Linked DNA regions of Mus musculus: all the other regions are linked to region 1. Evidence: chromatin loops called from intact Hi-C (ENCODE). Cell type or tissue: gastrocnemius. All regions are shown on one strand.

The links. Peaks named below come from ENCODE experiments on the same cell type or tissue, not always from the same donor. Only the 100,000 strongest peaks of a DNase experiment are listed, where the experiment ranks them.
Region 2: it touches region 1 in a loop (2.4-fold over the local background); 24 of 42 quality-filtered maps call a loop at or near these places.
Region 3: a loop joins it to region 1, with 8 times the contacts of the local background. A loop is called at or near these places in 21 of 42 quality-filtered maps.

Annotation. Positions count from the first base shown.
Region 1 is chr5:114,457,212-114,465,211 of GRCm38, reverse strand. Mvk (mevalonate kinase) reads right to left here. Exons shown (of 11, transcript NM_023556.3): 10 at 6,164-6,317; 11 at 4,621-5,169. The coding sequence ends at 5,021. Among named protein-coding and RNA genes, the nearest start is that of Mvk, 17 kb to the right of the region's middle. In gastrocnemius, a CTCF peak has its summit at 3,763 (motif pointing left); DNase peaks (open chromatin) are centred at 4,813, 5,153, 6,293, 7,751 and 2 more places.
Region 2 is chr5:114,566,980-114,574,979 of GRCm38, reverse strand. Fam222a (family with sequence similarity 222, member A) reads right to left here and starts at 6,729. Exons shown (of 3, transcript NM_001004180.1): 1 at 6,556-6,729. In gastrocnemius, a CTCF peak has its summit at 6,848; DNase peaks (open chromatin) are centred at 4,859, 6,957, 7,217, 7,664 and 3 more places; H3K4me3 peaks cover 3,179 bases; H3K27ac peaks cover 1,070 bases.
Region 3 is chr5:114,603,679-114,611,678 of GRCm38, reverse strand. Fam222a (family with sequence similarity 222, member A) reads right to left here. Exons shown (of 3, transcript NM_001004180.1): 3 at 1-852. Among named protein-coding and RNA genes, the nearest start is that of Gm34844, 10 kb to the right of the region's middle. In gastrocnemius, CTCF peaks have their summits at 6,834 (motif pointing left) and 7,523 (motif pointing left); DNase peaks (open chromatin) are centred at 2,992, 3,833, 4,055 and 6,806.

The sequences.
Region 1 (8,000 bases):
GTTTCCAGTCACACAGCAAGCTGTCGCTCCCGGCCTCATCCACTGGCCACTTCTCTCAGGACATCCCATCTACCCGCGGGAGGCCAGAGCATCTCAGAATGCACACTGTGCCTGGAGTCCAGAGACCTGAGGACTTCAGCCCTGATCCTGTGACTTAGAGCAGGGTCTTCCCTTCTGGGCTTCAGTTTCCTCAGAAATAAACTGGGGCTCATGTATGTTCTTCATGGGCTTGGAATGAATGGAGAAAATGAAGAGCCAGAGTGTCCTGGAGGGCTGGACAGCCCTGGTCGCCTCTCTGAGGCCTGGTCAAGTTCCCTGCACACAGTAGGTGTGAGGCCTGGCCTAGCTCCCTGCACACAGTAGGTGTGTGGCCTGGCCTACCTCCCTGCACACAGTAGGTGTGTGGCCTGGCCTACCTCCCTGCACACAGTAGGTGTGGGGACCTGGCCCAGCTCCCTGCACACAGTAGGTATGCTCATGACACGGGGTGGAGCCTGCTCACTCTAGCCCATGAAGGGAAGTAGCACCTTTCTCTGGAAGAAAGAGGAAGCCATAGGGATCTTGGGAGGCCTGGGAGTAGCCTGGGGAAATGCTGCTTCAGCCTACACATCATGAAAAGGCCCCTGAATGGCTTCCAAGTCATCTGAACTTCACAGTGAGAGGGCATGAGGGATCAGGCAGAGCTTGGCCCAGAACAGGCTCACACATCTCATCCCTGGGTACAAGCTGGCTCTATTAACTGATGTATTCAGGCCTCCCTGACCCTCCCTTATACAAGGAGGGAGCTGGGAGGGCTTGGGAGGGGAGGAAGTCCCTTCCTCTCTCTTGTGCTGTGACCCCTTTGTAGGGCCCCAAGAGGATCCAGCCGCCAGAGGCGGGGCCCATCCCCGTTATCTGACATCTCATTCATCACACAGGTCTATGGTGAGGAAGAAATAAATGAGACAGAAAACTCAGATTTGACTAGATGCGAGGACTCAGCAGCCCTGGGCCTCGGGCCTCTGTGGAATCTCCGAGAGCACAGCGAGGGCCTGGCACAGCTGCCTCGCATCCTGAAACAAGCTCTGGTCAAAATCAGCCAGGCTGGCAGTGCTCGGATCCAAGCCGGTTGCCCAGCCTGTCTGAGGGCACACCTGCCCGGCTGCCTCTCTGTGAAATGGAAGAATTATTCTGCCACTACCCAAGATGCTCTGCAGCTAGAAGCTTGAGGCCCAATGTCGTGTGCGAGCAAATCCAACATTAGCTGGCAAACCAAACAGCCCGGCTTGGTGGTGCACTCCTTTAATCCCAGCACCTGGGATGCAGAGGCAGGCAGATTTCTGAGTTCGAGGCCAGCCTGGTCTACAAAGTGAGTTCCAGGACAGCCAGAGCTACACAGAGAAACCCTGTCTCGAAAAACCAAAAACCAAACCAAACCAAACCAAACCAACCAACCAAACAAACAAACAAAAAAAACTCCAAACCAACCAAACAAACAAAAAAAGATTTATTTATTATATATAAGTACACTGTAGCTGTCTTCAGACACACCAGAAGAGGGCATCAGATCCCATTACAGATAGTTGTGAGCCACCATGTGGTTGCTGGGAATTGAACTCAGGACTTTCAGAAGTACAGTCAGCGCTCTTAACCGCTGAGCCATCTCTCCAGCCTGCTCTCACACATTTCTTTCTTTTTTGTTTTTTTTGAGACAGGGTTTCTCTGTGTAGCTCTGGGTGTCCTGGAACTCACTCTGTATGTAGACCAGGCTGGCCTTGAACTCAGAAATCTAACTGCCTCTATCTCTCAAGTGCTGAGATCAAAGGCATGTGCCACCACTGCCCGGTGGAACTCACGTTTCTAGTGGCAGTCTCAGAGCCAAGAGCCCAGGCTAGAACCAGAGGTCCCAGCTGCAGAAGTGGCTCTCCACTCCTCACTGGAAGACATGAGCTAGGAGCCAGGTGGCCAGGAAAGGAGCGACTTTTCTGGGAGCTAGGGATGAAGTGAGCTGGATCAGGTGACCCAGGACAAAACCGGAGGGCAGAGTGGGCACAAGGAAGTTGGCAGGCCAGCCAGAGCCCACACCAAATGCTGCCCCATGGCACCAGAAGAGCAAAGCTTCACAGAGGAGAAGACACCAGCTCCCATCTGGTACATCTGCATCCTGCCTCCCCATGGGAGGCCCTGCTGTGCACTGGAGGCTGTGCTGGGTGCTGTAAGGGCCCCAGGGGTGGTAGTGGCAGAGGGTGCCAGGCTGTGTCAGAGCAGAGAAGTTGAGGGTGGGATGGGGGTGAAGCTGGGCGGCACTAGCAAGTTTTCCAACAGTGGATAGAAGAGCATCTCTGACCGGCAAGGCTAGGGTTTTAATCAGCACCACGGGATGCTGATGTTTCTGGGAAACACCTTGCCGTTATTCAGAACAAGACTGCAGTGAGCATTGACTGAGCACCCACGGTGTAGCCAGCATAGCACCAAGGGTTGCTGTGTGTTCTCTCGCTTGATCTTCATATGCAGTCTGAATGTGACTCTGTTCACCTCACTCTCTAAGAGAAAGCCTGCCAAGGTGACTTGGCCCAAGGCCGCAAGGCCACAAGGGTGAAAGAGCTGGAATGGAGCCTGCTCGGAGCTGAGCTCAGCCACCAGGTTGGCGTGGCAGAGGTGACCTTGAGGTCCTCTGACTTAGTGACCTCAGGCCTGAGCATACACTGGAATCACCCAGGAGCTTAAAGAAGCTACCAGTGGGCCAGCAAGATGGCTCTGCTGGTAAAGGCGCTGGCTGCCGGGTCTGATGGCTTGAGTTCAATCAGCAGAGCTGGCCCACCCAAGATGTTCTTTTGTTTCACACACACACACACACACACACACACACACACACACACACACACACACACGTAAAAGAAAGGGAAAAGGTATATCCCTCAGTGACGGCGTCCCACCCGGAGCAAGGGCTGAACGTCCAAGGCAGACAGGGCACGGCGCTCCTGGGTCTTTGTTCTGGGATGACCAAGAACAGCCAGTGTCAGCGCTGTGTGAGCACTCATAGCAATCGTGGCTGCAAAGGTCTCTCAGACATAGGTATGGTGGCAACGGGTGCGCAGGGGTGTGTGTGTGGCCACAACGGCAGCTGAGGCAGGTGGCTGCTTCCTGAGGGCTAGAGCATCGAATCAGTGTCGGCTGCTGATATCTATCTCCTAGGGAGCACGAAGGCTCTTCGGACCTTAGTCTCAGATGCTCCTCTCCAGCGCTATAGCTACCACAGACACCTCACACACATCCCACCCCCATGTTGGCACGATCGTCCCATGCCCCAGATTCAAATTGTGTGGTGGAGAAGACATTTGGCCCCAGACTTGACCAAGTACTTCTGATCAGAGAAACTGTGCCTACGTGCTACAGGTGGCTACAGCCACAGTGAGGGTGGGGGTGGGGTGGGGTGGGGGACCACTTCCAGGGCAGAGCAGGTTGAGGGCAGGCCTTGGAGTCAATCAGCTTCTAAGACAGATCAGCTAGCTGGGTGGCTTTGGACCTGTCAGTTCTGAGCCTTGGCTTCTTGGCTTGATAAACAGGGATGAGTTTGCTCGGTGTGTTGGGCTCAGAATCTAACGTTCTCTCTCTGTGAATTACTCTTCTTTCTGAAGGGCAGGGGCACAGACCTACCAGGGAACGTGCTGGGCCTCATCTTCTTGGGGCCCTCGGGCTGCTGGTAGTGACCTCTAGGTGGTGCTCCCCCCACCCCCTAGCCCAGCTGCCATCTGCCCTCCTCCTGAGGAAGGTGGGAAAGGCACCTGCTGCCCCCTAGCGGCTGAGTGCAAATACACGGAGTCATCAGAAACCCAGTCCACTCCAGTCCGGCCCAGCTCCACAAAGGCCCCTGGCTCCCACCCGCTCTGTGGCTGAGGAACTAGTTCACTGGGCTTTGGTGGACCCTGCCATTGCAGAGGCATGGGGGGGAGGGGTACATCCAGCCAGCTGACATCACAAGGAAGGGATGCCCCAGGTTGTAAGTTCACTTCCCGGGTTTCAGAGCTGTGGTACACTGGTGGGTACCCAGGAGAGCTGTACTCTGTGCTGTGATGGAGGCGTCCCTGTGCAGCAATGGCTTCCTAGGAAAACTCCCTCCCTGAGCTACACGGCAAAGTGATGGATGCTGTACTGGCTGGTTTTGTGTGTCAAGGCTGGAGTTATCACAGAGAAAAGAGCTTCATTTGAGGAAATGCCTCCATGAAATCCAGCTGTGGGGCATTTTCTCAATTAGTGATCAAGGGGGGAAGGGCCCCTTGTGGGTGGTACCACCCCTGGGTTGGTGGTTTTGGGTTCAATAGAAAGCAAGCTGAGTAAGCCAGGGGAAGCAAGCCAGTAAGAAACATCCCTCCATGGCCTCTGCATCAGCTCCTGCTTTCTGACCTGCTTGAGTTCCAGTCCTGACTTCCTTTGGTGATAAATAGCAGTATGGAAGTGTAAGCCGAATAAACCCTTTCCTCCCCAACTTACATCTTGGTCATGACATTTTGTGCAGGAATAGAAACCCTGACTAAGACAGATGTCTTTCTTCAGTCAGAGAACTCCCAGGGAGAGGGCGGATGCACTGGAAGGGTTGAGGAGCAGCGTGCACTAGCCCTGCCTTCCCACAGGGCCCAAGGCTTTGTTTGTACTATTTCTTTTTATTTCCCCCACAGCAGCTTTTCCACACGGAGACAGGCAGTCGGCATGCCTTGCCTCAGCTGATGATCTCCGAGAGAGGGCAAGAGCCAGGAGCCAGGAGCCACGAGCTGCTGGCCAGGTGGTTCCTTAGGGGACATCGTGGCTGGACAGAAGAGTGCGTGGCTAGGAGCCAGAGAGTTTGTGTGAGGCCGATGTGCCCATAGGAGCTCCAGGGCGAAGGCCTCCTGTGTCAGCCTGCCATCTCAGAAGACCCCACAACTAATCCCTGCCTGGCTTCAGAAACGGCAGAACACGGATGAGGTCAGAGTCTAGAAGGTGCAGGCCAACTCCAGCCCCAGATACTTAGAGGCTTCTTGGTAGGATGGTGTGTCGGGTGGTCTCAGAGGCCCAGGGCTTGTCGGACAGGGTCCCCTACAGCTGCAGCTGAGTGTGTGGAAACTCCGGGTGCGCCGATGCTGGTCTCCCAGCAGTCAAACCCGCAGCTGGTCAGGGCCTGCTTGGCTGCCTCCACTGTGGCTTGCTCTAGACCTGGGGAGGGAGGGCAGTCAGCCTTGGGGGATGGTTCTCAGCGGACGCTCCCACCCCTGGAGTGAGGCCCTCCTGCGGTGTATCTTGTGGCTTCTGAGGCTCACTGTGGTACCTATGAGCCATGTGCCAAGCCCTACACCCTCCTCATGGGCTGTAGTCACCAGCTTTGCTATGCCTCTTGACTTCACACCATGCTTCCAATGTGGCTTCAAACTTAATCCTCATATGGGTCTCAGTTTCCCTACCAGGAATGGGGCTGACAATGCCCCCCCCCCACGTGTGTACCTGGCCAGCACCTGGCATACTGGGCATGCTCTTAAAGCACTGACTCACAAGCATCACCCGTGGACCAGGAGCCACCACACAAGGCCTCCAGGAGGCAGGGAGGGCATCACAGTCCTTGAAGCCAGAAGCCTGGGGCTTTGGGAACCCTGGTGGGCTGTACAGAGTGAGGAGATAGCGGGAGGAGGAGGAAGAAGAGGAAGAGGAGAAAGAGGAGGAGGAGGAGGGCAAGCACAGGGGTGGGTGAGGCAGATGGTACCACTGGATGCCTGCAGCAAGGATTCCTCTCGCTCTGGTATAGCATGGAGCTCCCTCCCCTCAGGTCTATCAGTGGGTCTTTCCCACAAAGACCAATGAGCATGGCCATTTCACTCTTCTATGCCCATCCGTTCCTCCCAGTGATCAGGAGTCAGGTGGCAGCTAGGGGGTGGGAGCCCGCCCCGGATGTCTCCAAAACTTGTGCAGGTGGAGGCAGAAGCAGCCCGGGGCAGATGAGCTTTTCAGCCACAGGCTCCTCCTGGCGGGGAGCAATGGTCCAGTAGTCTACCTGCTATCATCCATGCTTTCCCACAGGGACACAGGGAGGTCAACTCACTTGCTCAAGGCCACAGAGCAGAGCTCAAGTCTTCCCCCCTCTAGGGGATTCTCCTGCGGACCCTCCACCACAGTTCACACTGGCAACCAGACACCTAGCAGGCCGCATATCACGTACCTGGCTTCAGGAGGGTGATGCCACAGCCGCCACCGCCAGCGCCCGTCAGCTTGCTGTGCAGTCCGTGTGCTGCCGTTACTTGGCAGAGCTGGTCCAGGGAGTTGTGGCCCACCCCGAGAGCATTCAGATGGTGCTGGTTCATGTCTATCAGCTCCTAGAAGAGGGGTCATCTGTTCCTGCCTGGGCCCACCCAGGGCGAGCCCTCTGTCGCATCCCAGGTTGCCTGTCCACCTGGCAGCTGCTGATTTGGGACAGCTCACGCTCTCTCTGTGGGGCTTAGATAAGTGACCCCACCCCCACCCCCAATGAAGTCAGTACCAAGCCTGGCCCTTGGGATTATAAGGGACATGCACATAATCCAAACTGGACAGGGGTGGGGGTAGAGGTCCCCATCACCAGAATGGCCGAAACCAGTTGGCTCCAGACACTAGCCACCACACCTACCCACCTGCCATGTGGTCAGAGATCACGTGAAAGATCTCTAACCCCAGGGCTTCAATCTCTGGATGAAGCTATGCTTGAAGCCATTGCCGCCCGTCCCTTACTTAGGAAACGACAGTTCCTTTCCTGCTAAAGGCCAGTGAGGAGGGCTTACTATTTGCGAGAGAGAAAGTGTCATATACGGTGTGCCAACCCTACTGCTGCCTCCCTCCCGGGCTGGTTTTCGGAATAAGAACCTGGCTGCCACTCCAGCAAGGTCACAAGTGGAGAGGAAATAGCTAAATATTTGTCTAGGTTTCTTCAATTATGTGCAGTGATTGCTGCTTGCCGAGGACTAACAAGGCGCATGTGGGTAAATGCTGAAGGCGGCCACTGCTTGCGTTTTGTTGGATGCTGGGTACACACTATGTGCTGGAGAGGAGCACCCAGCAAGGCTCTGCCTGCCCTCCCTCCTGGGCCTGGGATTCTGGCAGGGTAGGGTGAGGGTTGGCTCTGCCGTCTCAGTCCTTTCCTCCCAAGGAAGCAGACAGTATGAAGTCTGTCATGACCCCTGCTCCCCACCACCCACGGCTGTGTGAAGGGAAGGACTTTTGCCTAACACCTGTGCTCTGCAAACCCTGTTATCAGTATATGTCACTATTATCCCATTTTAGAAAAGGAACACTGAGGGCCAGGGGCAAAAAAAAAAAATCTGTCTGGGGCCATCCCAGGTAGCGGGTCAGTGCCAGAGTGCCCCTGCTTGTTAGAGCACCCTTGGCATTCCAGATGCTTCCTTCCTCTTGCATGGAGGGTGGGGTGGGATGGAGGGTATCTGCTCTGAGCCTGGAGCTCAGGATGCCGTGTATGGAGGGCCACCCATGGCTAAGCTAGCTCTGCCAGGTGCTCTTCCGAGGGCCCGCACACTTGCTGGGATACTGATAGAAGAGTAGACAGGCAACACGGCCTGGTGGCAGCCCTGAGTGCCTTTCATGAGCTCGGCGGGCTGCATGCATGCGTGCATGCGGAGACTTCAGGGGCCTCTCTGTGTGCCTGAGCTCCAGGTGTCACGTTGTCAAGGCAGGTTCCAGACACCTGTCACATTCTGATCCAAAATCTGTCAAGAATCAGGTGACAGACTCTGACACCAGAGAATAGCTCGCTGGTTCACATGCAAAGCTGTCCGGGAGCAGCGATGTGCACTTGAGCGGCTGTGGCAGCCAAAAATACCCTCCCTGCGTAATCAGCCTGCTGCTCCCGGTGCTTGCTCTAGGGGCTCGACAGGGCATGTGCGAGATGTTTTCATCTTTATTACTTCCCTGCTCCGGTCTGTGATTCTGAACGTGGGAGGAGCCAAGAGCTGGGAAGCAAGGTTTGAGGACTTCGAGGTGAGCGCACAGTAGGTGCTCAGGAAAGATCG
Region 2 (8,000 bases), 110 kb before region 1:
CAGACAGCAGGGCTGTGGAGGGCTGAGAGGGCCCCTGCCCTGGGGACCTGCTTAAGTCTCCTCTCCAGCCACTCCCCTGCCAGGCCTGGGGATTCCAGCTGGACTCCCAGGGTATTCGGGAAAACTCTGCTCTCGAAGCATGCATGCATTCATTCAACAGTTCTTGGATGTCAACCTACCATGTACCCCCGTCCGTCCAAGGCTTCCAGCAGCCCAGGAGCAGGTAGTACCAAGCACAGCACCCTGGTTGGCAGAGATGCTAGATACTTAAGTTAGAACCTCTTTGCTCCTCTGCTCAGAACTGCCAGTCACATCCCGGCCACATCCTGATGGTCCTTTCCTACCTGACATGATATTCTCGACACACTCCGCTCTTCCTGGGCACGCCTAGCAGAAACCTTTAAGGCTTCAGAGCAAGTGACAGCTTGCTCAAGAGGCTGTCCCGTCTGCCCGACACCCCCTAGGCTATGGCCTTTGAGTCCCAGGTCTGAAGTGTGTAAGCTATGCCACTCAGTTTGAACTTCAGTTGCTTCATCTTTGAAGTGGCCTGAGCTCTTCAGAGACACAGAGGCCTGCGGGTGCCCAAAGGGTGTCCAGCAAGAGCTCAGCAAACACTAACTGTAAATAAATTCCAGGCTACAGGCGCTTTGGAATGTGCATGGCTGGTAGTAACCGACCCTCACGCTTAAATAGTTTTAGAACAACCCCTACCCTCAAAGAAGGTCTCCCTGAGAATCTCCAGCTGTGGTGCCCTGGCCCTCTGAACCACACAGAGGGACCCCTGAGTACATTAAGGCTAGGCACCCGACCTGTCTCAGACCATAGGCCCCAATGACTGATTGGCACTGGCTGCCCGGAGTGCTGGAGAGAGTCCAAGGTCAGGAAAAGAACGAGGCAGGGGAAGAGGGCAGCAATTGACTGGCAATGTCTGCCAAGGGCAACCTGGCAGAAGGGAGTCAGGCCTTAACATCCTTGACATTTTATGGGCTTATAGAGGATGTGGGTGCATCTGGGTTCAGGCAGGAGGCAACTTGCTCAAGGTTGTGCAGAACATGAAGAGATGGCTACTGTACAATATCCCCCTCAGCTCCTTCCTGTTCAGGCATTTTGTTAGGACAACCTGCCCAGCCCCACCCTCCGAGGTGTCAGACCTCTGTGGACGCTCACCTGTGATGGGGCACTTATACAAGGATAAAACTGCCTTCAGTGGGACAACAGTGGAGACCAAAGCAGGAAGCGCGGGCTAGCACACAGATGTCTACCATGGTTCTCATGAGAGATAGAGGAGTTTAAAAAGAGAAGAACCAGAAAGCCAGCCTTCCCACTCTGTGAAGCCCTCCCTGGTTTAAGTTTCCACCTGTGGGTCCCTGTATGCTTTTTGAGAGCTAAGTCCCCCTTCCCCAGGGGCATCTGCCCACCTGGCTTCCAGGTACAGAAACCCATATATGGTGATCCTCTCTGGAGTGGCAGTTAGCCTGATCTAGAGCCTAAGCCTCTTCTTCAGACACCACCTCTGCATCGTCTCAGGTGCCAGGAGCAGAGAAGCCCTCTGGCTGGGCAATGGCCCCGGGCCTCACACCCTTCCTCTCAGGCAGACTCTGGATCTACCTGACAGATTAGGAGCCTGTGGTCACACAGATGGTGAGGGTGTGTGGCCTGAAGCTGCTGCCTCTGCCTCAGTCAGTGCCAAGCTCAGCCTGGGCTCTGCCAGGCGGCCAGCCTCCCTCCTCCCAGGGAGGCCTCTCTCCCCACATACCCTAGGTCATTAAGTTCTGTGTCTGAGTCCTTGTCCCTGGGAGCCAGTTCACAGCCAGCTCCTCTGGCCTCACCTCCTGACCTCCTGGACTTTTGTCTCCTGGGCCTCTTGAGTACACAATAAGAGGAGCTTGGGGGGGGGGGGGACACACAGGCGGGGAGAACAGCTGCTGGAGCTGGGGCAATGGCTAGATGTGGAGCTGAGGTAACTGGCCAGGATCTTAGCCTAGTTCACTCATCCTCATAGCTCCAGAACGTGTCCTGTATGTGCAGAATTTTTCTACCCACAAGCCCATGGGAGAACTGCTACTGCCAATAAACCAATCGGGAAACTGAGGCCCACGAGGGTAACCAATCTGTCAGGAAACACACATACCCAATGAGGATAGAAACCAGGGTTCTCCCCCAAACAGGCCTAAGGACCCCCGCGGGCGGTCCCCTGCTGACCTCTCCAGACCCCAGGCCTTGAATGAAGCCTCTCTTCCCTTGAGCCACACAGAGGGAGGGAGCCCGCTAGAGAGCATCCTCTAATGTCCCTATTAGCTTCTCTCTCCTTTACTCACGACCCTCCTCCTCTCCAAGTGCTCCTTTCCTGACCATACCAGGGGCCCTTTCTCCCTCTGCCTGAGACTCCCTCCTGCATGCTGGGCCGGGCAGATTCTTGGTCCCTCCCGAGGCCCTCCCTGAACAACTACAGTCTTCCACTCTTGGGGTTCCCTCCAGCCAGTTTCTGTCCAATCCAGGGTTCCCACTGCCTGCAGATTTGCTCTGAGGGTATCACAATCTTCAAGGCCAGCACCCCATTGTCAAGGCCGAGGTGAAGGGTTTACCCAAGGGCACAAGAGATAGGGCAGAAGAATTTTAACCCAGTTATACTCTTCCCACTACCCGTGTCCCCCACCCCCAACCCTGACTATGGGGATCCACTGCCCTCCCCCTTCCACTCCCAGGCTGTGTGACCACGGGGCATAAACATATCCTGTGCCCCCCCCCAAGTGAAACAAGTTAGAGGGATTGAGTTATCTATTGGTCATCTGGCTCCTTCTGAGGCCTCTATTTCCCCATCTCTGAAATGGCACTAAGTCCACCACGGGTGAATAGGGGCGCCCCACCAGCCACAGTCTAGGTTTGCCTTTTGTCTGAGGCTGGCAGCAGGCACTCAGCTGTTTCTCAACTAAGCAATCAGTGGTCCAGGTGGAAGGAATGCCCACACACCCCCGACAGCCTCCATCCCTTCGCAGAATCCCCCTCCCCACCCCCAGCCCGGGCAGACTAAAATAGTCATTAGGCAGATTTCAAAAGATGTCAGTAGCTTATAATTATAGTCGACATCCTTCTGAGATAAAAGTGATTACCTTGGATGCAAATCGCTTAGCAACCAATCAGGGCGGCGGGCGGCGCCCGCGGAGGTGACCGGCCGGCAGCGCAGCCCTCCTCCCTCAGCCGCACCGCACCGGCGGCGAGAAAGCGCACAATAGCTCTTGACACGCAAATGGGTTAACACAATAAAGGCGGCTCCGGCCGGTGCTGGGGGAGAGCAGCAATTCCCGGCCCGCGGGAGGTAATAAAGCGGCCCTTTTGTGCGCGCCTTCTCGTTCTCGCCCCCGCCCAGCCCCAAGGAATCGCTGCCTGATTGAATTACGGTTCATGAATACGAGCTGCTTGCCTGCTTTCTCTGACTGGGAGGGTTGGCAAAGCAAGAGTGGGCAGGAGGGAGGTTGGGGAGGACGCCCTGGTCAGGCCCGGCCCCTGGTACTCAGATGGGAGCCACGTGTGCTCCCCCTGTAGGCTCACCACGTGGGAGCCCCCTTGCAGAGGCGCTGGAAGGCTGGGGACCCTACCCTAGCCTAGAAACCCGGTCTTCAGCATTGGGCTCTGAGACACTGGGAGAGCTGAGGATTATGCTAATAGCAGGTAGAAACTACATTTATGGAACACTTACTGTAGGCTCTGGCCTGTGCTAAGCCCTCACAGAATCCTCACCACGCCCCTGCTTGTAGCTCCTTCTGACAGATAAGGAAACCGAGGCTCAGACTCAAAGCCAAGCAATGCGATCACACAGCAGTCGGTCCCAGACCCAACCATTCCAGTCTCGGCAATAAGCCTGCCCCCACCCCCACCCCCGGGGAAGGGGAGCTTCAAGTTTCTCACCAAAGGCATCAAGCTGGACAGGGCCTATACCTGGTTTAGAGCAACTGGTCGGGGCACTGGTTAAGTGCCAGTGATGGGAGCATTGGGAGGGGGCGGGGCTTAGGAATATGCTGCAGGAATGGTTCATACACCTGCCCTGTCACATGAGACTCCAGGACACAGAACAAACACCTCAGTGCCACCCTGCCCCATTCAACCCTCAGACAGCTCTGAACTACTCATCCGGTGTGTTGCTCTTCTATCCGCCCCGCCCCACCCCCCCACCCCCACCTGCCCCTAGGTCAGGATCGCCACCCATTAAAGTTCTGTTACCATCTATAAACCTGTCTTCCACCAGGAGAGCCTGCCAGGGGCTCTGAGTAGCCCAGGGCCATCTCACATGAAGAAGGCTGGCTTTTTCACTATCTCTGGCAGGTGGGTTTCATGCTATATAACCCCCCCCCCCCCAGGGCTACAGATAGGAGCCTAGCAGGTATAAGGGAACAGGCTGGACTCACAAGGCCTGGCAGAAGTTACCACTGTGTTCAGTTCACCCAGGAAACCGTCCTAGGACAGGGGTGCCTCCCCTATGCCCAAGTCCTGGAGATTCTGAATGGGGTGGGGGGAGCACCGAGGCCAACCCACTGGAGCTGCCTGGCTGCGCATCATCACTTCTTTGACTTGAGCCTTGGGTTTCTCATCCACAAAATGGGTCACAGCACAATCCACTCCTGAGAAGCAGCTGAGATGCCGCAAAATGCCTGGCGCTCTGGAAGACGCCGGGTAAGCTGGCAACTCCCCACACACACCGCTCCCCCCCCCCCCCCCGTCTGGCGCTCACTGCCAAGCCCAGGGAGCAGAGGGAAAGGAACAGAAGGAGTTGCCCAACTCTGACAGCCTTTCCCTCTGCCTTGGCTGAGGGACTGTAAATACTCCACAGAGGGCCTCCAACCGCGTGTTTGTGTGTGTGTGTGTGTGTGTGTGTGTGTGTGTGTGTGTGTATCTCTGGCGCACACTCCAAGTTTGTTTCTAAGCTGGGAAGTGTTGAGAGAGGCCGGGCAAACAGCCCTGTGCCCACAGCCTCCCCTCTCCACTCCACCCCCAATCTGCTGTTGTGCCGCTGGCTGTCCTTGGAAGCTTGCGTGTAAAGAAACCCTTCAGCTGGAAACAGGATCACCCCACCAAACCTCCAAAGTGGCCTCCCCCCCCCACCCCGGTATTTATTGACCTGTTAATGGAAGAGCCTGGGAGGAGGCTGTAAAAATGGTCTGTAGAGAAACCCTGTCTCACCTGTCGTCCCCGCCCCCCCCCCCCATGGGAGCAACAATGCCAGCGTCTTCAATCTTTCCCCTAGAAACTTGACTGTGGCTATTTTACCCCCTATCTGGCCCTGGCAGTGATTGCTGGGATGGGCAAATGAGAGTAAGCAGGCTGTGGCTTGGGAGCTCTCTGGGCTCCATACTGTACAGGGCTGCTGCCAGAGTTCGGTGGGGAGAGGAGGGCTCTCAGCATCTCCACCTATCCCCCCTGGCCTGGTATTTGCTTAATGAGCATCTATTACACTGCTTGTCAAAGTCATCTTAAATGACAGAAGGGGAACAGCTAAGGCAGGAGTCCCAGCTGGACCATGGCCCCTTACCTTGAAGAGCAGGGGAGTTCCCTGAACTTACACAGACAGACAGACAGACAGACAGACAGACACACACACACACACCAGGAAGGTCCTGGCTCCCCTCTCTCTCTGGCTCAGGCAGGACATTCACCTTTTCAAGAGAAGCCTGTTTGAAGGCTGAAGCCCACATTTTTCTGGGGACCCTGGGAACTCCAGTTGCTGGCTGGGTACATGGTAGGGTTCATGGGGACCTCCTTTTAAGCATCCTGCTTAAAAGTAAGAGGTTGCTCTGTTTGGGAGTCTGGGAGACTCCAGACACTGCAGGAGACATAGGCAGAGTTCTGAACACCTGTCCTCAGGGGCAGGGACAGCTGGCACTGCCTGCCTCCCTCCCCCACCTCGAGTGGGGATTTAGGTCATAAGATTGCGGCCGGGGAGGACAGGGAGTTGGCCTTCACCTTCTACTACACCAAGGCATTCGGCCTTGGCCATTCTGGCTCCACTCAAAGCCAGCTGTGTTGTCACAATTCTGGTGACATCAAAGGTCGGGCAGTGATGTCACATGCAGCCCATTGGAACATGCTGTCTTTGTGAGTTATTTGTAACAATAGACACACAAATGTCTTGCCTGGAAAGACACCATCCTCAGACATGAAGTTTTGGGACTCCCTGTCTCTGAGCTCTGTCTCTTTAAGATCCCAAAGGTGGTTTTGTAGACCCCCTCCATGCTGGCCAACCCTGGCTGCCCCCAATCAATCTTTACAAAAGTACAAGATTCCCTAAGAATCTCCAGAGGACAGGGCCACCACCTTTGTTAGCTTCATGGGTGGGGTGCCTTTCCTCTGACAAATACCGATGTCAGTAGAATACCCACGAGGGTCCACAATCTCCACTCCAGCCAGTCCAAATAAGTTGTGTGGGCAGGACAAGGGTGGACAAGTAGCATTGCTGTCTCTGGGCACCCAACAACCTAGGGCCCTTTTAGGGCCAGTCCAGGTTGCCAGGTTGCGAGGAGCTGTCCCCAGCTCAAACCCAAAATTCTGCACCCCGCAACTCACCGTATCAGGCAGTCGGACGAAGGGCACCAAATCTCAGAGGCCACGACGCTCCGATCTGCGGGTTGCGGCCATGCAGGGGTGATAAAGATTGCTGGAGAAAGGCCCCCTTAGGGGGCCGATGTCTTTCTTCGTATGGAAAGGGGAGCCGTCGGTGAGGGCGATCCCTGCGTCCGGAAGCGCCGTCCGAAGTCGGAAAAAGGTTTTTTTTTCCCCCCTCTCAGTACCCGTCGCGTCCGCCTGGGACCCCGGCCGCTCGCGCGCTCAGGCGGCGCATCCTCGCAGGAGACTGTGCTCCATACGTCCGGCGGGAGGCGCTGCGCCTCCCTTCGGGGCCCGGCTCACCGCTGCAGCTCTGCCCGCGCCTCTCCCAGGGCGCCCTCTCCGTCCGCGCTGGGAGGCCGGCGGCCGCGGCCCCTCTCGCCAGCCCCAGCTGCAGCCTGTCTTTGTTGCTTCCTCTCGCTTGCCCTCCCGCCCTCGGCTTGCAGCTCCCGGCTTTGCTCAGAGGTGGAGAGTCCGTCTCCTCGGAGGGTTGCACGCACCTGCAGCGGCCCGGGCTCCTCGCCCGGCGTGCACCGGCCCCCGCAGGTTGCAGAGAGCAGCGCCGAGAATGAGCCGGCCCCTCCTCCTCCTGCTCCGAGCTCCGGGTGTGGGGGGAGGGGAAGCCGGCGAGCAGCGGCAGTGGCAGCCGCAGCGAGCGGCAGAGACTGGGATGTAGCCTCGCGGGCCTTGGCGCTGAGGACCAGCAGATCCAGCAGGCGCAGGGCAGACTCGGGGATGGAGAGCCGTGCACCCGGTATGGTGCTCGAGCGCCGCAGCAGCGGTCGGCGCACAGGTCTCTCCCGTGCCCGTGGCCCGGGACGGTTCGCGGGGCTCCCGGAGCCGCAACCTCGCGCTGCCCAGCACCCTCGCCTAGCCTCGGGCCCGGCTCTTCGCCCGGCCTGGCCGGCGCGCGCAGCCTCTTCGCAGAGCTGCCGGCCCGGCAATGCTGCCCGCTGCTCCGCTCCGGCACGACTGACAGGCGCGGGCGCCCGCTCCTGCCGCTGCGTCTCACCCCCGGTCCGCCCCCCGCGTTACGGCCCAATCAGCTGCAGCCGAGAGGCGGTTACCACGGTGACGCGGCGCCGCGTCCTCCGCGAGGCGGGGCTGGGGGCCGCCACGCGCGCTTTTCGCGGCAAAATTCAAAGGCCGGCAGGGCGGCTCTCCAACCTTTTTCCCCAAGCGGGGATGAGGCGGGTCCTGCTCCTAGAGGACTACAACTCCCGGCTTGCTGCGAGCCTAAAACAGGCGAAGGAGTCCCGATTGGAAGGGCAAGGCATGCTGGTTGTTGTAGTCCCTTTGTCGAAGACCTAAAGGGTTGAAAGCAGGTAATCCTATTCACTGAGTACCTGTTTGAGGGTAGGTACTATGCATTATTCCGTTTACTCTTGGAACAGGCCCTATGAGGA
Region 3 (8,000 bases), 150 kb before region 1:
GGGACTTGCCGGCTACGGTGCTGCTACTGTAGGCCCGCAGCGGCTGGGGTGGGGGTGGGGGTGGCTTCTGTGGCCACAGCAGGTAATCCAGGCCACCTTCTGCATACCCTGCAGGTTTGGTGGCCCCAGCCAGTGTCAGGGCTGGGGTGGCTCCCTGGCTCAGTTCTGTGCCCTTCCGGCAGTCTGGCAGACCGGCTGTGGCCGAGTAAGCCAGGTTGGGAAAGCTGGGGACTGGGCCATGCTTAGCTGGACTGGGGTGGGGCACAGCCACGCCCTGACAGGCGCTTGGTGCAGCACCCGGGGCCTGGCATTGCTGGTTGAGCTGGTACAGGATGCTATGGATAGAGGGTAGGTTGGAGGGGGGGAGGGGAAGGCCCCGGCCGGGCAGAGGGATCACAGAGGTGGCAGTGGCTGCTGCAGGCAGGCTGGGCGGTGGTGCAGGTGCCTCGGGTGGCTTCGGGTAGGCCAAGGGCCCCAGGGTGCTGGGCACTGGGTAAGGCGCAATGCCCACCTGCACGGTGGCCGGCGACAGTTTAGTCCGCTTGCCCTCCACACTCTTGAGCACGCTTTTGGGGTGGCCGGCGGGCGCATGAGCACTCGAGGAGACGGCGGCCTTGACGATGGCCAGAAGGCCCTGGTAGCCGGCGGTGTGCTGAGGGTAGGGGCTGTAACGCTGGCCGCTGGTGTCGTAGCCATTGACCGTGCGGCTCAGGTGCTTGTGCTGCGGCACTCGGATGTTGGTGGGGAAGATCTTGATGGACAGGGGACTGTTGGCTACCTTCTCCGCGTAGGCATCCAGCTCCGCTGGGCTAGGGTAGCGCGAGGAATGCATAGAGCTGGCCACTGACTCACCTGCAGGGACAGAGGCACAAGTGAGAGACGGGGCAGCCACAGCCCCTCACACCCCACCGCCTCCAGGAGTTGCCTGGTCGGTCCCTTTCCCTCAATTTTCCCCGTTCTTCCCACACTTCCAACTTCTGGACCAAAACCTAAGGTTCAGAGAGGAAACTGCACACATGCACGCCCGTCCTCGGCCACAGGCAAGCTTGCGATTTTTTTTCCTCTCTGAGATAGGGACCTGTGTGTGTGTCCCAAGTTGCTCTCAAACTTGATGCTTATACAGGAATGACCTTGAAGCTGATTCCTCTGTCCCTCTCAGGCATGTACCCTAATGCTGTTATGCACTACTCAGATTCCAACCCGGAGCTTTACAACGCTAGGCAAGGCCCTACCAACCGAGTACCCCAAGCCCTAACCCGTTTCCAGTTAACAGTGACTAGTTGTGCTAGCGTCCCTGGTGGGGCGAGGTGAATCTGATGCAGGGCGCTCATGGTGGCTGCCCTGTTAATACTGGGTGTGGCATCCTAGATTGTGAGACTTACTACAGGTGGCCACAACTGGCTCTGTCACTGGGGGAGGGGAGGAGTTGCTGGTCCTAAGACCCTCTCTTCTGACACCCTGAGCCATTCTAGACCAGACCACAGATTCCTCTGAGGCCGGGGGACATGGGCAGGAGTCAGGGTGGCATACATACAGGAAGACCTGTACCGACGACTGTTGCTGGCAGGGATTTGGGTGGAACCATGGTTAGGTGGGCAGTGTAGTCCTGGGCAAGCTGTCTGCTTACAAAAGCTTCAGTTTTCTCACTTGTGGAATGGGGATGATACTGGCTCCGGGTCAGCAGGGTGACCTTGGTGTACCAAGGGGCACAGAGGCACAGAACAGAGCCAGGATATTGTAATTCCTGGGGACTTAGGCAAAGGGCTTCACCATCTGTAAAGTAGGGCAGTGTTGCTCCTAAGGCTGCCTTCACAGGTATCTGGGAGGGTTTAGTAGTCCCTGTGCACAAGGCAGAACTTGAGTAGGGGAGGGAGAGATCTATGTTGTTCAACTCTGGCTGGGGGCAGAGTCTCACCAGAGAGGGACACCCACAAGATCCTTTCCATTGGAGGCCTCCTGTCTGGTCCTCCTAGAGCCCTGACCTCACAGCCATGGTCCAGTGTTAGTGTGGATGATGGTTCTCTGTATTTGGGAGGCCAGAGGCAGCTCAGGGCCCGTGCACACCAGAGTAGCTTCTCACTACACTGGGGACTCCAAACAGTTGGAGACATGTGCCTGTCATGGCTAGGGTATATACACTGGCAACTTCCAGTGAAACTGGGGGTGAGGGTGGGGGTGGGCTGCTTCCCATCCCAAAGTGCACAGCAACAGTCTTGGGCATGGGGGGATCTGTCAAGCCTTACGGGTCAGCAAGTGTACTGCTCAGGGTACTGGGTAGCTATAGATGGTGTTGTACAGGGGTGATGCGGAAGGGGACAGTGACAACATGGACCGGGGTAGCATTCCCTTCACCTCTCAATCTTAGCAGGTACGTCCACCCCTGCCCTGCTCTGGGCATCCCCTGCTCTTAAGTAGCCTAAAATAAACTTGGTGTGGAGAATGGAAATGTCACTTTGGCCAATGGGGGAATCTTTCTCTGCGATTGGATTTAAACTACATTATACAAGCAATTTCATGGGCACTTAGCACCGCTCTGAGAGTCCCGCAAAAAAGGGACCGGGCTCTTCATTTGCCAGCCATAAATCAGCAGTTGCTATAATGAGCACAAAAATGTCACTTTTATGCAATTTTACAGATGAACGAAACTGGTGAAATTAGCTGTGGAAACCCACCAGACTCAGCAAAAGCAGCTGCCGGGAGGGGGGAAAAATGAGATCCATGTGTGTTCTCACTCCCCTTAAACTCTCTTTCCAGGCGAGCGTCTGCCATTGTGGTGTGAAAACTCATTTGTCCTCGGCATTATGCTTTCATTCCGAGTTTATCTTGAGTATCCAATGAGCCACCAACTGTGAAAATGATTAAATCTACAAAATCTATCTAATGGATGGAATAAATTAGGTGTTCAAAACCTTAAGGAAAAAAGGAGACGATTGTTCTCCAGTCTTGTTACCAAAAGAGGGCGCACCTCGCCCCCTTCTGGCCAGCGGGCGTCCTGCAGGTGGCGGTGCTGAGGAAGAGCGAGAAGGGTGTTTGGAGGGGTCTCAGCCAGCAGTGATTGAGTGCCAGGCTCTGCATCCACCATTTTCTGAGCAGCTTGTGCACGGAGGGCGGGACAACTGTGAGAGTGTTGGGGGCGGCATCCCTGTGATGTAGGTAGGGTGGGTGGGTGTGACATGTGGCAGGCAGCCTGGAGACCTGCCTTCCTGACCACTTGAGCCCCTGCAAGCCCCCGGGTCCCATCCAGGCAGGGCTGAACTTTAGAATCAGTAAGACCCCTCAGAAGGTATGTGGCTCTCCCACAACAGAGTCCCGAGAGGATCTGTGGAGAGGCTACAGAAGTGGGGGCAACGGCCTTGTGAGTCTTGTTAGAAGCAGACAGTCCAGCCCTAGCTGGGCCTGAGGGACTCTTGGGTTTCTGAGTCCCATCAGCCACAGGGTCACAAGGTAAGATGACACACGGGTCTCTTTTTTACAGGTGAAGAGACTAGAGGTGACAACCAGGCAGGGTCTAGAGTACTGAGGGCCACCCTTAGGAGGCCATCATCTAGTTTCAAGGAGAGAGAGAGACAGAGACAGACAGATAGACTGACTGACTGACTGGGCAGTCACTGTTTCCTGGCTGGTGCTTGGGTAAGCCCACTGTGGGGCTGCTGGAGCCTCCCATCATGCACCTGGTTTAATTGTGGCCTCTGCGTGCGCTTTTGACATAGTAGCCTCTGTCTTAAACCTTGGTCCCCAAAAGACTTTTTCTGGCTGTCCCCCAGTGCTTCACACAGCCTGTTCTGCAGTGGACTTGGCTTGGGGCCCTGGGCTACTTGGCTCCTGGGCCCAGGTTGGCAAAGTTCCAGACTTTTCTGTGGCGAAAACCCAGCCACAAGCGCGCATGCTGTCAGTCTGTTTGGTAAACACAGGGCCCTAGGGAATTGGGAGAGGGGCTGAGGGGCTGGGGAGCCTGTGGCAGCGGGCACCTCAGCCGGGTGAGGAGTTCCATCTCCTGTGTTCTAGCCGGTTTGGGGGACCCATCCTGGCGTCTTCATCATGGAAGGGACCAGCAGACACCTGAGCCTATCCATTCTGGACCCCTGCCCACTGCCCCTGCCTGCAGAATACCCACCGTATTGTTCCTGGGCTCTGTTATGCAGGCAGTGAGCTAAGGAACTGGCACCCTGTATGGAGGTGGCAGGCATCAACAAGCCCCAGAAACAGGATGGTGGCAAGCTGACAGGGTGGTGGACGTGTCTGTGTCCTTGGGCACATATCTCAAAATCTCAGTGTCTGATTCCCCTCGTCTGACATGAACTGGATTGGTGGCTTGATGGTCCTGAGGAGACTGTAGTGTGGGTGGGCAGAGGAGTGGCTTTTATGAGCTGACCTTTTATATCTGTATCTATATCTGTAGCTCTCTGTCCTGGCACTCACTATGTAGACCTCACGAACGTTTTCAGAGATGGCGGGCCCTGGCCTCCCAAGTGCTGGCATCAAAGGTATTCCATACCACTCAAGGTAACTTTGTAAGAGCCATGTGACCGGCACCTAGACCCAGCTGTGTGGAGAGGCCACAGACAGGTATGCTGCATTCAGAGGACCTAAGCACCTCCCCCCTCCTTCCCCCAGGAACATTACGGGAAAGAGTCCGTCCTGTCCTGTCTGGGACATAGTGGCTGTTTGGTGCTGATTCCTGGGGCAGTGTGCCACGATGCCCCGGGAGTCAGCAGTGAGGTTCAGTGAGGACTGAATGGTGGGCTGGAGGGGCTCCCGGCTTGGACACAGCGTAAGTAAGAAATGAGAGGAGAGGGAGCCATATTGGATCTTAACAGAGGGGCCAGCAACCCAGAGAACAAACTTCCTGGCCCCAGGCAACTGTGGTCATCTGGGTGTGTGCTCCAAGTGGTAGGTTCCCAGGGATGGATATAAAAATCTCCAGAGAGGCCATGTGTCAGAGGTTTGGCCCCTAGCTGGTGGTACAAAGACTGATGGGGTTATAAGGGCCCTAGCAGGTTAATCCACAGATGTGTCCAGTCCGGAGGCAGGTGACAGACAGGCTTCTACCCAACCCCCACTGGCTTGATGGCTCAGCTGCCAAGCCTGTTACTCTTTTCATATGCAAGGACACTGTCACTGTCTTCAGACACTCAGAAGAAGGCAGATCTCATTAAAGGATGGTTATAAGCCACCATGGGGTTGCTGGGATTTGAACTCAGGACCTTTGGAAGAGTAGTTGGTGCTCTTAACCACTGAGCCATCTCTCCAGCACAACAGACAGGCTTTTAAGTCCCAGCTCTACCCTGTGTGCCTGAGTGTACCGCAGCCCTTCTCCGAGCCTGTAGTAGACTGGCTTCACACTATGTGAGCCCCAGAGGGTCTCGGGAGCGGATGCAAAGGGCCCGCCTTCCTTGTCCCTTGGGCACTGATCACAGTGATTTTTCTGGAGCCTCCCACTAAGGTGTGTTCAGGGTGACATCAGAGGTACTACCCACTTCTTCCTCGACAGCCTCCCTTCCTGTCACAGGCCCTGAATGCACAGACAGTATCTGTCACATGTTTCCTCTGGGCCAGATACTGTGCCCTCCTGGGACCACTGTGGTGGGAGGAGGCCTGGTTTCTCAGGAAAGGTTAGACACACAGGGATGCCATCAAGCAAGGGTGACCCAGGCTGCCTCTCCCTGCTTGTCTCTCTCCCAATCCATCTCCATCCATGAAGCCCCCATTAAAGGCTTGTCTGGAGATTTAAAAGGCTGGCAGGAAGTGCTGAGGAGAACTGTCGCTGCCATTAAGTTAATGTTATGGGCCTTTTACAGGTGCGTTAAATAGATGCGGTTATTAACGAGTATATTAAGCCAATTAAAACCAGCCCTCTGAGTGGGGTTTAATGTTGCCTCAGGGAGACAAGAGATGGCTTCACACTCTGCTGCCTGGCAGGGGAGAGAGGGCGGGGCTCCGCTGTGGGGTCCACAGCACGGAGAAGCTAAGGGACCAGCGTTGGTTCTCTGGCTTCACTCTGACCACGCAGACCTTAGGCAGCCTCGGTTCTTGCTAATGCTGGTATGCAATTGGGATACCTGTTCAAGGGGGAGTATGGAGCTGCCAACCCAGAATTCCTGGTTCTGTGCCCAGATGTGTGGCAGTACCCAGGCCTGAATCACGGAGGGCAGGCTGTGCTTTGTGAGGTATATATACTGGGTCGAGCGAGAGAGCGCCATTAGACAGAAACGCAGGGTGAGACTGGAGGGTCAGGGAAGGGACCTGCTCAGGAGCCTGGAGCTGCAGACAGCAGCTTAGAACTGGGTCCTCCCCAGGTGGCCAGGCCCCTTCTGATTCATGGTATATGTCCCTGGAGCAGTAGTTCCGGGGACCTCAGATTTCAGGGTACAGAGTGGGGCTGTCCTCTTCCCACAGGAGGGGAGGGCTGGCAGCCATTCCTTTCCTCCTCAGCATCAGGAAGTCCCAGGGCATTCTAAGCTGAGATGGGAGGGAGTGTGTGTGTGTGTGTGTGTGAGTGAGTGTGAGTGTTTCTCTGGGACAGAAAGGGTCCCTGGGCACCACCCTTCATCTGTATTCCCCTTCACCGTGACACTCCGCCCTTGGAGGTGGCAGCCTCTTGAACGCTCAATTAACGTGACACTAATTAGCTGGTGGCACCAGTGGAATGCCTAATGAGGTCGACGACAGGGAGGGGGTGGGAGGCTACTGGGCAGGGGAGAGCAGCTGTTCTCTGGTCTTTATGGGAAGGACTCAAGCAGTCTCGGGGGTCCGGGTGTGTGTGTGTGTGTATGTCTGCTGGGCACCGTGCTGGCTGTCCCAGCGACCCCAATCTGCTGCATCTACTGACCCCTGGTGGTTGACCAGAGGATCAGACCCTGGACAATTCCAGGCGTAACTGTTAATGGCTGGGGACCTCCAGGGCTTGGGGTGCTAAGAGCTCTGGCCTAGCTCTGGGGCAGGTTGGGAAGATGCGCAGGTGTTTGGGCACAAGATGAAGCCACATGTGCCTAATCTAGGGGCATCCTGCACACACTGAAACAGGCCTCTGTATCCCAGAAGGGGGGGCTGGGGGGCACTTCCATCCTTCTCCACTCTAACTTGTCTGTCCCTCACCTAAGCCTCAGTCTCTCACCCGCCCCTTAGCTCAGCTGTTTTGGCCACGTATGACTCTAGTCTGCGCCATCCACAGGAGGGTCAGCCTGACTCATCCCTGCCATAGCTTCCTCCTTGGGCTCTCATGCCCTTTGTCCACTGCCAGACCCTCACGTTCTCTCAGTTCTAGTTCTATATGCTCACATTTCAGGAAATAAAGTTAAATACCAGGGCAGAGGGTGTAGCTCAGCAGTAGAACTGTCGTTGAGCAAACCCACAAGGCACTCATTGGGTTCCATCTCAGGCACAGGGATTAAAAAAGCACAGGAGCGGGCTAGAGAGATGGCTCAGTGGTTAAGAGCACCAACTGCTCTTCTGAAGTCCTGAGTTCAAATCCCAGCAACCGCATGGTGACTCACAACCATCTGTAATGGTATCTGGCGCCCTCTTCTGGTGAGTCTGAAGACAGCTCTAGTGTACTTACATATAATAATAAATAAATGGAAAGACAGCCCATGTTCATGCACTGGGAGACTTAGGATTGGCATCTGATTTCCAGGCCCTGCCACTCCTGTTAGAATCTCCGCTGGCCTCCTTGCAGAAACTAAGAGGCTTGCTCTGAAATTCTGGGGATCCAGAGGAGCCCAAACAATTTCTAATGTTGAACCTCAATGCCAAGTTACAATACTCGGGCCACTCTCTAAGGAGAGGCACCATTGGTGGCACGTCAGGGTTCCAGAGAGTCCGATGTGAAACCCACAGAACCGGGTAGGGAGAAGCCGGTCATCGTTATCATCCTAGTCGTGGTTTCTCTGTGTAGCCTTGGCTGCCCTGAAACTCACTTTGTAGACCGGGCTGGCCTCAAAGTCACAGAGATCTGCCTGCTTCTGCCGGGATCAAAGGTGTGCGCCACCAGCTGAAGTTGG